Regions from separate parts of the Mus musculus genome. Here region 2 is linked to region 1. Evidence: chromatin loops called from intact Hi-C (ENCODE). Cell type or tissue: left cerebral cortex. All regions are shown on one strand.

The links. A loop is a pair of places that touch in the nucleus more often than their neighbours do. Peaks named below come from ENCODE experiments on the same cell type or tissue, not always from the same donor. Only the 100,000 strongest peaks of a DNase experiment are listed, where the experiment ranks them.
Region 2: a loop joins it to region 1, with 2.1 times the contacts of the local background. A loop is called at or near these places in 5 of 42 quality-filtered maps.

The regions. Positions count from the first base shown.
Region 1 is chr8:84,362,532-84,365,031 of GRCm38, reverse strand. It overlaps a transcript of Cacna1a not described here. Among named protein-coding and RNA genes, the nearest start is that of Gm23626, 17 kb to the left of the region's middle. In left cerebral cortex, a CTCF peak has its summit at 1,123 (motif pointing left); a DNase peak (open chromatin) is centred at 1,126.
Region 2 is chr8:84,413,219-84,415,718 of GRCm38, reverse strand. It overlaps Cacna1a (calcium channel, voltage-dependent, P/Q type, alpha 1A subunit), which reads right to left and starts at 355. Exons shown (of 47, transcript NM_007578.3): 1 at 1-355. The coding sequence starts at 74. In left cerebral cortex, no CTCF peak of the experiment used is centred here; DNase peaks (open chromatin) are centred at 80, 631 and 1,158; H3K4me3 peaks cover 1,605 bases; H3K27ac peaks cover 1,523 bases.

The DNA.
Region 1 (2,500 bases):
GCAGAGAAGAATCAGTGCGGAAAGCCTTCTGAGCATGAGGACCTGAGCTTCATCCCCAGGACCCATGGAAAAAGCCAGACATCTTGCAGCCTTGTATCCCTAGCATGGGGAGGGGGAGGGGGAGGGGAGACCGGAGGATCCCAGGGTTGCTGGGGCTGCAGAGCAGACAGCTAGCCTAATGATGAGCCCCAGGACCCAATGAGAGACTTGTGTTAAAAACCAGAGTGGAAGCCAGGCATAAATGGCACATGTCTTTAATCTCAACACTCAGGAGGCAGAGGCAGGTAGATTTCTGTGAGTTCAGGTCGGCCGGGTGTACATAGTGAACAGCACAGCCAGGGTTACAGAGAGAGACCTTTCTTTAAAAACTAAAACAAAACAAAACAAAACAAAACAAAACAAAACAAAACAAAACCAGAGTGGAGGTCTCCTGAGAAATTATGCTTGTGATTGACCTCTGACCTCCACATGCATGCTCACGTGTGTATACACGCCTGCACGCACAAACATGTATAGACCCACGAACAAAAGGAAATGTTTGCCACCCAGAGCTGGATGCTATCGCTGTCTCAACTTTACAGACAAGGAAACCAGACCATAGAGAGGACGAGGTTTTCCGCTCTCAGGGTCAGCCGCGTAGACCCTGATAGACCTGGGATTCAAACTCTGTCCACATGCCAGGCGAGAGTCCAGCCACTAAGACAGCCACAATCCCTTGCAATTGATCTTGGAAGTTTTTCCTTTATTATTATTGTGTATGTGAGTGCTCTCACACCTGAGCCACAGCATGCAGAGAGGGTTCAGACGGTAATGTGGAACCGTGTCGCTCCTGGCACATTTACACAGGTTCCAGGAATTGAATTCAGGTCTCCAAACTTGTGCATAAAGCCCAGCTAGCCTGCCTGCAACTGATCTTTACCAGATTCATTTCGCATTTAAAAAGAACTGGTTTGTGTGAGGACTGGTATGGTGAGAAATGACGTCTTGAGGGCTCTGCGACCAGTGTCTCAGAACACTGCTCCCTAAAGCTGGGAAGCGAAAGGCCAGGAGACACAACCTGGGATCTGCGTTTTCGGCTTCTGAGGCCTGGTACCTGCTCAGCTCGTGGACCACAGCGCCTCCTGGTGGTCTGCCACAGAACCTTCAAGCGGGAACCCGGCGGTTCTAAACCACTGGTCCGCAAACGCAGTTCCTAAAAGGTTCTAAAGGATGCATTTTTCAACACGGGGAGCCAGACAAACACACACAGTTCCGCTGTTTGAGGTAAAATTATCGCCAAATGTTCCCGGGAGTAAGGAAATGGTGTCTCATAAAAACACTAAGGGGGATGATGCTGAGGAGACAGCTCACACAGTAAAGCGCTTGTTACACAAGCTTAGGACCTGAGAACCAATGTAAAATTCCAGCAGTGGCAGGCAGTGTGTGCTGGGGCTAAACCAACAAGGCTCATAGTTAAGAGCGCTCCCTGCGGGCTGGAGAGAAGGCTCTGGCGGTTGAGAACACTAACTGCTCTTCCGGAGGTCCTGAGTTCAATTCCCAGCAACCACGTGGTGGCTCACAACCATCTGTAATGGGATCTGATGCCTCTTCTGGAGTGTCTGAAGACAGCCACAGTGTTCTCATATAAATAAAATAAATAAATCTTTAATTTAATTTAATAAATCTTTAATTTAAGTCTCTCAGACTTAAATTTTAAAAAGCCCCCCTCTGGGAAGTGAGGCAGAGCTCACCGCAAGGTCTGCTGGTGACCTCCTTGGGCACCTGGGGAAGGTCACCAAGGTTGTCCTCTGGCTCAGCACACACCTGCATGCAAACATACACATATCTGCAGTCATATGCATCTCCACACACTGACCGTGAATGTCCAGGTAAGTACTCATAAAACTCCTAAAGTCTGGACTGCTGAGATGAGCCCCGAAGGCTACATGCTGAAGCCCGTGCTGGTGTTCGGGAGTGATGGATGGGACCAGTGAGGGGTGGGGTCTAGTGAAGAAACTGAAGTCACAGGGGATTGACCCCCAACAGGGATTTAGAACCCCGATCCCTCTCTCCTCCCAGAATACCTCTCAGTGAGTTCTGCCTCACCATATGCAACACACCATGACGTGCCTCATCACAAATACAGCCCAGAAACTGAAGCTGGTGAGCATGGACTGCAGCCTTGGAAGCTGTGAGTCTGCAGCACAGGTTAGTAATAACATCACCTGAAAACAGCTAAAAGAAAGGATTTCAGCTATTCGCTCCCTGCGGTATGTCTAAAGTGATAGTTATCATAGCTCACCGGCTTCTCCCTCATTTCTCAGTGAGCTCAGGTGGATTCAGGCTCCCATGCACATGTGGATCTGGTGGCCATCACAGGCTTCACTAGACAGAGAGTGAGTCAGCAACAGTGGAGCTTTCTGGAGGGTCTGGGGATGGAGCCTCAGGCTGCAAGGATGCTAGGCCAGCACCCCACCACTCCTATCCCCAGCCCATCCATGCAAGTTTAAGAAAAAAGTGG
Region 2 (2,500 bases), 51 kb before region 1:
ACCCCGGCGGCCGGCCCTGAGCCTCCTCCGCCTGCGCCGTAGCGGCCCGGCATCTCGTCTCCAAAGCGGGCCATTCTGCAAAGAGCAAAGGGCCTCGGGTTACGCGGCGGCTGCTGTTGCTGCGGCGAGCGCTGCGGAAGCCACGGCCACCGCCACCACCACCACCACCACCGCCGCCGCTGCTCAGGCTGGCCGGGCTGTGGGGACGGCGGCTGCACCTGCGACTGCGGAGACGCTCCACGGCCCAGCCCATCGGGCGGCGGCGCCCGGCCTCAGCTCGGGGGGCTCACGAGCGGGACGGCCCGGCCGAGCCGGGGAGCGCGGCTCGGGACATGCCGGCAGAGGCGGTGACCCCGGGCGGGAGGAGGGGTGCGGGGGAGGGCGCGGGGGCGGGGCGCGGGGGAGGGGCGCGGCAAAAATAACCGGGGACGCGATCCAGGCGATCCCCGGCCACCCACTCCGGAGAAGAAGAAAAAAAATTTTTTTCAGTTAAAAAAAAATCAGTTAAAAAAAATAGTGTAAAAAGATCAGCTTTTTTTTTTTTTAAAGCAACGCTCCAATGCACACCCCCTTTAAAACGCGAAGTCTAAACGAAGGACGTCCCCCCTCCCTTGGACGCAGAGACTGGCTTCAAATTCCTCCGAGGTCCGGGTCAGCTTGGCATCTTGCTAAAGGCGTGGGCTCGGCCCATTAGTAAAAAAATAAAATAAAATAAAAAGAAAAGAATTAAATAACAAAAAAACAAAACCAGGTCTTTGCTATAGGAAGAGGGTGGCAGCGAAGGATTTGTCCGTCTGTTTTGCTGACTTTCCTAGACCTGGAAAGAATAGAAAATTCCTGAAAACGCTGCAGCCCCTCCCCCAAATTCAACCCGACTGGAGAGCAGAGGGCGGAGGAGCGGGGCGCAGGGGCGCGGCGGGGCTCGGAGGCTTCAGGGAGCCGCTGGTCCCCGGCTTTGAAAAAAAGCCGATCTGTTTTCCTCCTGATTCAGCAGCCGCCGGCTCCTCTGCGCGCGGAAGCGTGTGTGCGCGCAGCCAGGCGCGGCGCAGCCTCGGCCGGGGGGAAATTGCAGCAGCGCAGTCTTGAAAATTCCCCACGGGGGGAAGGAGGCGAGAGAGCGAGCGAACGAGCGAGGGAGGGCGGTGCGCGCCGCTCGGCAGAGGTTCGGGCTGCGGCAGAGCCTGGCAGCATCCCACCCCCGGGTGCCTCCCTCCCTTCCCCCCAGCTCCGCTGAAAGAAGAGGTGCGGGGTGCGAGGAGGGAGCTGCCCGGCCGGGAGCCGGGGCTAGATCGCGGCCCTGCGCCCTAGAGCAAGACCCACCCGGCGACACGCGCAACCAATCACCAGCGCGAGAGCAGGCGCGGCCAGGCGCGCAGGGGGAAGTCGGGACAGAGTCCTCCGGCACAAGGGACCTTGCTTGCCACCCGAGGTCCGCGTCGCTGCCTAGAACGAGGCGTGCCCAACAGGAAGGAAGAAACTTAAAAGACCAGAGGGTTTGGTCTGGAGACTTGGTGCGGGTGGCCGACGCTGAACAAATGTGGGTCTGTTGAGCAGAAGACAGTTTTTATGAGCTAGAAGAATGGTTTGGGGCACTTCTAGGAAGGCTGTGGGTCCCAGGGGGCCAATCCAAGCTAATGTATAGGAGATCCTGGTGGCAGCCCCCGTGTGAGCTCCCAGGAGCAGACCACTCACTGAGACCTAGGGTGTTAGGCGGGGGCTGCTGGCCTAGCTCGGTTTGGCCCCTGCTCTATAAGGCACTTGGATCACCCCACCTGCTTTTTTTTTTTTTCTTCCTATTTGGAAACTCCATGAACACAGAGAAAACTACATAAATCACAAATGAACAAGTTGAGGAATTGCTGCGAATGAACCCTCCTGGAAGCCAGCTCCCCAGAAACCCGCCTACAGGCCTACACGGGGGCCAGTGCCAGTATAACTTCTGCCTGAGCATTCTGCTAATTCTTTTAGCTTTATTTATGACCTTGGCATGCCTTCCTCGGCAGGAGTTATGCTTTGCTCCTTTTGATCTCATAATAAGCATCATTCTGCAGAACCTGTGGGTGACACATTTTCTTTGCTGTATAATACTCTATAAAGAAAAGTCTACAATTTGCTTGTCCACTTTCTTTTTTCTTTCTTTCTTTCTTTTTATTTTTAATGGGCATCTGGGTTCTTTCTTTTGGGGCCACAGTACGGCATTGCCTGAGACACCATATGCATGTGAACTTGCCTGCTTGTGGATTGAGGCTTTGTATGGGCAGTGTTTCAGGCTCTATACACGTAGTAGCTTCAGGATTATAGGATGTGAAACTTAACTTCTAAAGCAGATGTACCAAGAAATAGTTTGGGGAGCTAGAAAGGTGGCTTAGAAGGTAGAATGTAGGCTGTTCTTCCAAAGGACCCCAGTTGGATTCCCAGCGCCCACATGGTGACTTACAACCAGCTGTAACTCCAGTTCTGGGCAATCCAACACCATCTTCTGGCTTCCTTGGGCACCAGG